2 separate regions of the Homo sapiens genome follow, and region 2 is linked to region 1. A link is an interaction called in ENCODE POLR2A ChIA-PET data of the cell type or tissue named here. Cell type or tissue: HepG2. All regions are shown on one strand. Links, peaks and the distances in the headings refer to the core of each region. The heading gives the core; the rest is flanking DNA.

Region 1 (4,384 bases), core at 229-4,228:
AAACGTTATTTGTCGTTTATCTGAAATTCAAATTTAATTATGCATCCTGTATTTTCACTTGTTAAATCTGGGAGCCCCAGCCTGGCTGAGTGTGAGAGGCGAGGGTGGAAGTAGAAAGATGAGAGTCCAGGCTGGCTCCGGGTAAGAGTGGATGGGCCTGTGCTGAGGCCCCCCAGGCAGCAGCTTTTGTACAGAGCAGAAGTGGCGCAGGCTGAGGAACACACTTTTGAGAAGGACAAGGTCTCTTCCTGCCAGGAGTCTACATCTCGTGAGGAAGGCAAACTTGGAAACAGTTAAGTCCACTGTAGATGAACTAAATACTAGATTGAGGTACAAGCAACATGCTATGAGATGAAGAGGAAGGAAAGAGCATTCTTGGGAGAGGGAACAAAGAAGATGCCCATATGGTCTCTCTCTCTCTCTTTTTTTTTTTTTTTACTTTTATTTATTTAGTTTTTAGAGACAGGGTCTCGCTGTGTCGCCCAGGCTGGAGTGCAGTGGTGTGATCATGGCTCACTGAAGCCTCAGCCTCCCAGGTTCAAGAGATCTTCCAGCCTGAGCCTCCCAAGTAGCTGGGATCACAGATGCATGCCACTATGACTAGCTAATTTTTTTTTTTATTTTTTGTAGAGACAGGGTCCCACTGTGTTGCCCAGGCTGGTCTCAAACTCCTGGGCTCAAGTATCCTTCCGCCTCGGTCTTCCAAAGTGTTGGGATTACAGGCATCAGCCACCACACCCGGCCCCCATATGGTCTTAATTAGTGACAGCAGCCTAGGGTGACATAGCCAAACACCCACACTCTAGTTTGGGGGGATTTGGTTGTTTTTTGAGAATTCTTATCAGGGTAAAATATGTCTCTGGTTTCCTTCCTTCCTTCCTTCCTTCCTGCCTTCCTTCCTTCCTTCCTTCCTTCCTTTTCCTCCCTCCCTCTCTCCCTCTCTCCCTCCCTTCCTTCTTTCCTTCTTCCCATCCTTCCAATATTAAGTGTCTGCCTTGTACATCCAGGCGGTGTGCCAGCTCTGGGACACATTGATGATCCAAAGCAGATCTGGTTCCTGCCTTTATGGGTCTCACAGCTTAGTGAGGGAAGACAGATTTTAGTTAAAAAACAAAGACAAACAATATTGTTTTACACCATTCCAGATGTAACAAAGGAAGGTGCCATAGACATATTATAGGGAAACCTTATACTCTGGGATCAGGGCAGGCTTCCTGAAGAAGTAAGTTTTATCTGACACATCAGTGAGTTATTTTATCTTATTTTACTTTTGAGATGAGAGACTCTTTTATGCTTCTAATGAAAGCCAAAGACTCTCTCCCCAGACAAGTGCATGAATGTGCACCTGTAATTCTAGTAACCTTTTTGGTTATCCATACCCTGCCTGAAATCCATCCATGAGCACCAGGATAACACCCTCTGCTCTTCTCCAGACCTTCTTCTCTCCCCATATCTCCTGCCACGAGCCTTCAGACCCAGACTCACACGCAGGGGCTGCCCACTTAGAACCCCCAGGTACGGAGGCTTTAAAGCTGTACTGTCCAACGCGGTGGCCACTAGCCACATGTGGCTATTTAAATTAAAGTTAATTAAAAATTTTTGAAATTAAATTTTAAAAATTAAATGAAATAAAAGTAAATGTTCAGTTCCTTGGTTGCACTTGCTAGATCACAAGTACTCAGTGGCGGCCGTGGCTAGTGGTTGTGTATTGGGCAGATATGGAACATTTCTATTATCACAGAAAATTCTATTAGACTGGTAGCTTAGACAACTTTGAACACACAACAGGCTTGAGCTGGCTTTCTGGCCACCCTACAGTGATCTGTCACCTCCCAGCCCCTTCCTGAGTTGCCCCCTGAAATCTTCTAGGGCCCTGGCAAGAAGAGGGAGATTATTCTCCTGCACAGTTTGCCCATCCTTAGGGCTTTTCAGCTCAGCGGCTATTCCAAACACTTCTTCTGGAAACCAGGTCAGGTTCCCGAGAGGGCTTCTAAGAGCCTTTCAGATGTGAAGTTAAGAACAGGGAAGAGGTGAGGCTCTTAGTCTCCAAGTGGAAATTGGTTTCTTCTAAAAATAACTCACCACTCAGCCCTATCTGACCAGGAAAAGGACCTGTCCCAGGGAAAGCTGACCAGGACAGGGCCTAACGTCGAGGCCCATTTGGTGATTAAGGGCCTGGGTTGCTTGGAGGTGCAGTTGAGGTGGGAGGAGGGGCGGCAGATGCCCTTTTCAGTTGCTTTCTCACGGGTGGCTGGACCACGTTTCCAGCCTTTGTCTATTTCCTTGCACAGCTCCTTCCTGGTCCCACTGAGGAGGGGCCGGAAGACTCTCTGAAGCCCTGGCTCCATGGACGGTTGTTTCACAACCTGACCTACAAAGCGCTGGGCTACAGTAATTGCTCTGCAAACACCGACTCCACCATGCTGCTATTGCTTTAGTCTGAACTCTGGCCAGCGAGTGCACAGGGTCAATATTTGATCAGAACTGGGAGAGGCCCTTTATTTTCCCCTGCACCGCTTGGAAGATAGAGTTAAGAGGGTTGTTCAGGTTTGCTCATTGGCTCTGAAGGACTTAACCTATTTTGACAAGCTTTTCTCTCTATTCCTTATTCATCTCTCCAGACTCTCCACCCATGCACCCCACCCTGGGGTCACACTCACTTTCCAGCTCCCCAACAGCCCACCTCATGATGGGTGGAAAAATTATAATTCCTGAATCACTAACAACCAGCCTTGGAATGAATGTGTATATGGGTGTGGGTGTGTACTGATGTCACTTACGGAGCTTTATGGGATCATTGCATTTTTAGAGTTAGAGGAGTTCTTATTCCAAGTGCCTCACTTTGCAGGTAACAAACTGTGTTAATTTTTCTATTCATTAAATTTATATAAGCTTTCATTTGGTTTAATATCCAAAGCAGGCCTCAGCTGAGATCAACCTGGGGTGATCCCAGTGTGTGCCAAGAACCAACCTGAAAGCAGAAAAGAGGAGGAAATGTCTCTTCCGCAGGCACTCTGCCTTTTAATCATTGAGGGAATTTGTTCGAGATTACTGACCCTAGACTAAAGCGATGAGGCCACAGCCTGGGGAGGTAACCTGCTAAGTTCTAAGAATGATCTTGTACCAAGGATTGCAGAGAGCTCCAGCACACCTGGTGTGGCAGTGCCAGCTCCAGAATGTGCTGAGCATGGGTCATTGTGAATGCTCACATGCCTTAGACAGAGGAGAACATCAGCCTTGACTGAGGTCATTCACTGGTCCCAGGCAGGCACAGACAGCCTCATGTTGTTTGCAATGGCAAAAATGGGAAACAGCCTAAAAGACCATCCATACAGAGTTGCTAAGTCAACTGTGATATTCTCACAGCACTTAGTACAGCAGTCAAAGCAAATGAGACTGATCCATGGGTGGATCTCCAAGAAACATTCTGAACAAACAATGCAAGTTTCAAAACAGTACTTATAGTATGATAATAATTATATAAAAAAAAACCCAAGAACAAGATTTATATTTTGCAGGTACATATCCAGCATATGAATGTAAATGTTTTTTAATCTAGAAGGCTGTACTCCAGATTGGTATCCGACTCATCTCTAGATGGGGGTTAGGGATATCAGTAGGAGGAAGGGCTTGATAAAGGGGGAACCTTATCTTAATGTTTTACTCTTTTAGAAAAGGAGAATGCATTCATATATTATTTGCAACATTAATATTGAATAGTTAAAGAGTCACCTATTGGGGGAGCTAGGGTTGGTGGGAAGTCAAAAATAAAATATGTCTTTCCTGGTCATTATGGTATAATGGGACAGAAAGCACAGGTGAAAAAAGTAAACATAAGAACATGTCTAACAAGGAGGACATGAAACTCATTATAAAAATCACATTACCTCATATTTCCTGGACCATCATTCTAGATCATTCCTGTGGAATGTAAACTGGTTAGATCCCATTACAACCAACCCCAGGGACCTGTCCAAATTATCTTGTCCAACTGGAATCTTGTATTCAGATATTACTCAAAATCTGCAAACTACATATTGAGGCAGGAAGCAGTTGGGTGGGGGTTCTTGTGTCATGACGAAACTGTACTCAGAGTTGTGTGTTGCTGGGGCACAGTGGCTAAGGGCATGTGCTCCAGGGCCAGGGCACTTGGGTTTCAAGACCAGCCCCAGCGCTTACTGTCTAAGCTTTGATGAGTGATTTAACCTCTCTGTGCTTGATTTCTCATCTGTATAATGGGTGTATAGTAATAACTGCCTCACTGGGTAACAGGAAAAATAAAATGACACAGTCCATATAAAGAAAGCCCTTAGGATAGGACTGGCACAGAGACGCCAGACAGGTAAGCTGAAATGTCACCAATTAGGCCCTCAGAAGCTTAAAA
Region 2 (4,384 bases), core at 298-4,297, 140 kb after region 1:
CGAGAAGAACGAGAGCGGTGAGTGCCCTGGCCAATGGCCGTCCACTGGGGTTCCGGTCTGGCCCCCGGGCCGAGCTGGTTTTTGTTCCTCCCTCCTCCCCCACCGCTGCAGCTATACGTTATTTCCATCTGGCAGAGAGAGGGCCGAGGCGGCTGAAGTTTCCCCCTGTTGGTTTGGGCTGCAGGCCAGCAGTTTGCCTGGTGGTGGAAGAATGTCTCCTTGCTCGGGGTAATTAACCAGCCTGTGTTAATTGCACGTTTCAGGCACAGCGCGGGAATAAATGGCCAGCCCTGCTGGGGTCCCCGTGCCCTCGGAGGCCCGTGGGGCAGGGTGCTCTCAGCTCAGGGATGCCCAGCAACAACCACGTTCTGAGCCAGGGTCCAGGGTCCAGGCAGGACAGCCCAGCCAGCTGGTGGGGAAGGCAGGCCCTGCTGTCACCATGGGGTCCAGGGTCCCCGGGTCGCTGGCAAGTTTGTGGAAGGGCCAGGCCTGCGGGCGTTGGTTGGGGTCTGGTTGGGGATCTGACTGCCCCCTGCCGAGCTGGAGGCCCCAGGACCTGGAAAGCAAGCGCAGTGAGGGGGATGCAGCCAGGCCTGGGCCAGGCAAGGTCCGGCACTGACAGGGGCCGTACTGACAGCTGCCCGGGGCAGCTGGTTCTCAGGGTGCCACGGAGGGGGCAAAGGTACCTTGGTGTCCCTGGCAGCAGGAGTCATGGCAGGTGAAGAGAGGAGAGCCCAAGCCTGTCAGTCCAGGCTTGTTCGGCCCCCAACAGGGCCAGGGCTGGGACTCGAGCCCAGGACATCCATCAGCCCACAGCCTCCCAGGGCTTGCATGGGTTTCTGGGGTGTTTTGTTTCAGTTTCGGTTTGCTGCAGGGAAGGCCCCTGTGCTCAGAGCCTCTCTGAGTGGTGTTTGGTGGATACTTCCAGAGGGGAGGAGCCTGTTCTCCTCTCCTAGTCCCACTCTATGCCTTGCCAGTGTTTAAACCCGGAAAGGAAAGGCAAAGCATAGGACAGCAGTGCCTGCTCCGTAGAGACAGGAATCGAGACACAGGGAGGTTGCGGGGAAGGGAGTCTCCTGAGATCCAAAGCAGAACCCTGTGCCTCCTGGTGGCCAGGAGCTGTGGAGATGCTAAGGAAATCCCAGTGGGCCTCCTGGGGGAGGTGGGTGCAGGCTCCTGCCACCAGTGGCTCCAGAGAACAGGGCTGTGATATGCGTATAGGGTCTGACTTGTGGCCCTCCTGCTCTGAGGTCTTCGAAGTGCCTGCTCCCCTCTCAGGTCAGACTGTGTCTGCCCTTGTGCCTGGAGTCATCACCAAGGTGGTCAGCAGTGACAGTCCTCCCTGGCAGAGCCATGTCCCTGCTGTGAGGCCTCAACCTTTCGTCCCAGGTGCCCACACTGGGCTCCTCCCTGGGCAGCTTTGTCCTCAGCCTTTGTCATGCTCATGGTGCCACGTCCCTGCCCGCAAAGTAAGCTAGCAATGTCATGGGGGTCTGGCTCTGGAAACCCCCAGTACCTGAAGACCCAAAGCAATGGATCTCTAATGGTGACATGGGAGACCTCAGGCGAGGGAGATGTTTGTTGTAGAGCTTGCATCAGGAAAGGTGGTTGGTTCTTCTCAGAACTTCTGGCTAGGGAAGTTCTGAGCAAACCAATGGTTCTCCCACCACGCCTGCCTGTCACACCATAGCCGTTTAACCCTTGAGCAGCAGGAGGTAGTGAGCCCCCATGTCTTTGGGGGCTGCCAGCCACTGGCCAGGATGGCTGAAGATGAGAGCACACAAGAGGAAGTCATCCTGCTGGAAGACTCCAGGATTCCCAGGGCATGTGCGCCCTCTCCCCTCCTATCCCATCTACAGGACCCTGGGACACTGGAGTCCTAGGATTGGGGGAAGGAGCCTTGACAAAGGGGGAGATGCCTGCTCTCCTGAGGAGCTGCTGATGGCTGTTAGAGGTGGCCCAGGCACCCCAGCTCCCCACGGCCACCCGTGGCCAGAGCAGGCCAGTCTGGCACGCAGACTGTGTGAGGGAGCTGCTGTTCTTAGAAGCCGCATTCTACCTGCCACTGCCTGCTGGGGGGCTTCATGTCCCTTAACTTCTCTGGGCTTCAGTTATTCCTTCCATAAAATGGAGATGACCTTGTGGCTGGTTGGAAGCAGGGGCTGGAGCAAATGACCTCCCTGAGCTCTCTCTCAGGTCTGAACTCCAAGGCTGGGAAACTTGGTGGGACTCAAGGTGTCGGGTAGAAAGAGTTTCCCTGAACATGGCTTTTCTACTTCTGGGAGTTTCGTATCTTTACCGTTGGTAGAGACAGCTGCTCAGCTGCAGATATTTGCACAGGACCTGCAGTGCTGTGCCTACCTATTCAAACCCGTCTGTTGCTATCTACTAGGAGGCCTGGAGTATACATCCAGCCTAACCAGAGAAATGAAGTGGGTGGAGGGGAGAAAGGAAGAGGGCCAAGCTGCAGATCTCTGGGATGGTCGCTTCCCAGTTCAGGGAAGCTGGAGGCCTGACGGTGGGGGAGAGGAGGCGTCTTGTGCAACCTGAAGGAGTGGTGAGTGAGGCTTTTGAACTCAGGAACAAAGACCCAATTGTGAAGCCTTTGACCTTGGGACACAGTGGGTGTGTTGAGGCATTTCCATTTGCGTTGTTGGGCAATGGCCCCAGCCAGCACCATCCCCACCTCCCTGGGCCTTGCCTTGCCCACAGGGTGCCAGGACTCTGCCTTTGTCCCCTCTCACTTGGCTGGGAGTGCCTCAAGTAGAGTGTCCACAGGGGGACCCAGCCACCTCTGGCTCTGCCTGCTCATCAGAGCCCCTCTGTGCTCTCATTGGTCTAAAGAGAGATGTGCATGGAAGGTGATTCTGAGTCAGTAAACACCAGGTGGCAGGCCACATGCTTCACATACATCATTCTTTTGGGATATCATGGAACAACACCATGCAGTAGAAGGGAGTTTAACCAATTTGTGGCTGAAGTAATAGGCTAAGAGGCTAAGTAATTGCCTTAGAGTCCAAGAGCTAAGATCTCTCCCCTCAACAGAGGTCATGCAGGGAGGCTGAGAATGGGCCCATCCCAGGTGGGAAGGGTAGAAGTCCAAGTTGGCAATGCTGTAGGTTGAGGCGAGATGCAGGCTGGGTGAGATGGCTGTAGAGCTCCCTGGAACATCTGTGGGGAAGGTTGTCTCTGCATCCCTCCTTCCAGCTAATGGGAATTCATGTTGTTCATTGATCCATTGAACTTAGGGACAAGAAACAGCTGAGAGGGTCTGAGGAAGGTGATGTGTACCTAGGACTGAGGACAAACCTGTTCCAGAGAACAGGAGTCAAACCCAAAGTGAGACTTGAATAGCTTTAAGGAAAGCATTTGTGATCAACCAGTGGGCCTAGGGCCAGACCAGAAGAGGACTCTTTTTCTCCATTGATATACAGGGACACATAGAGCAGGAAGATTCATAGCTTTGGTAGCTTTGCCACCCAGCAAGCCATACCAGGGCATGCAGCCGCCATTGTTACTTTGTCTTTGGAAACCCCTCTACCCTTGACATAAGCAAAAGTGCATAAGGCGCCTCCTCTTTAGGACATTCATTTGCCTCAAATACTGCATTGGCTTCCCTCTCCAGCAGGCATAATTTCTGGCAGCGTGGTGACATCAGGGTCCTGGTCACTCTGATTTGTGTGTTGAGCAAAGCTGCATCCAACTTCCTAGGATTGTTTCTTCTTAGGACTGCAGGCCAGGGGAAGAAGTGGGGAGATGAGTCAACAAAATTTTTCCTGCCTCACCTTTCTTCTCTGAGTCTTTGCTTACTTCCTGGCACCGGGCATGATACATTGGGAGTTCTTATACTTCCATGGAAGCAAGAAATTTTGAGCTCCTGGTCCATCATTTTTTTTACAAGTGAGAAAACCAAACCTTGGGAAGAATTTGAGAATTTTTACTCCCCTCTAGGGTCAATGCTTTAGTCCCAGTTGAGTTGTGAGCGGAGAACAGAAATTCACTCAGACTTTCTCAAGAGACTGTTGAAGCAATAAAGGAAAATCTCACCAAACCCAGGGGTGAGAAGTAAATCAGCCTTAGGAGGCTGGAACTGGGAACCAAAAGTCAGCACGAGCCAAAGCAGCTTCTCTGTCTCTCTTACTTACCATGTAGATTTTTTTTTTTTTTTTTTGAGATGGAGTTTCACTCTTGTTGCCCAGGCTGGAGTGCAGTGGCATGATCTCGGCTCACTGCAACCTCCACCTCCTGGGTCAAGCGATTCTCCTGCCTTAGCCTCCAAGTAGTTGGGATTACAGGCACCTGCTACCACGGCTGACTAATTTTTGTATTTTTAGTAGAGACAGGGTTTTACTATGTTGGCCAGGCTGGTCTCAAACTCCTTACC

Evidence for each region. Peaks named below come from ENCODE experiments on the same cell type or tissue, not always from the same donor. Only the 100,000 strongest peaks of a DNase experiment are listed, where the experiment ranks them.
Region 2: POLR2A ChIA-PET joins it to region 1 with 6 read pairs; 4 of 35 experiments call an interaction of 5 or more read pairs at or near these places.

The regions. Positions count from the first base shown.
Region 1 is chr10:103,792,438-103,796,821 of GRCh38, reverse strand. The region is part of intron 2 of SH3PXD2A (SH3 and PX domains 2A); the gene reads left to right. Among named protein-coding and RNA genes, the nearest start is that of SH3PXD2A-AS1, 48 kb to the right of the region's middle. In HepG2, for the core only: no CTCF peak of the experiment used is centred there; DNase peaks (open chromatin) are centred at 2,421 and 3,241; H3K4me3 peaks cover 543 bases.
Region 2 is chr10:103,656,616-103,660,999 of GRCh38, reverse strand. It overlaps SH3PXD2A (SH3 and PX domains 2A), which reads left to right. Exons shown (of 15, transcript NM_001394015.1): 8 at 1-17. LOC124902495 (a long non-coding RNA gene) reads right to left here and starts at 840. Exons shown (of 2, transcript XR_007062276.1): 1 at 1-840. RefSeq lists an enhancer at 2,720-3,221. In HepG2, for the core only: CTCF peaks have their summits at 526 (motif pointing left) and 1,114 (motif pointing left); DNase peaks (open chromatin) are centred at 489, 879 and 2,589; H3K4me3 peaks cover 702 bases.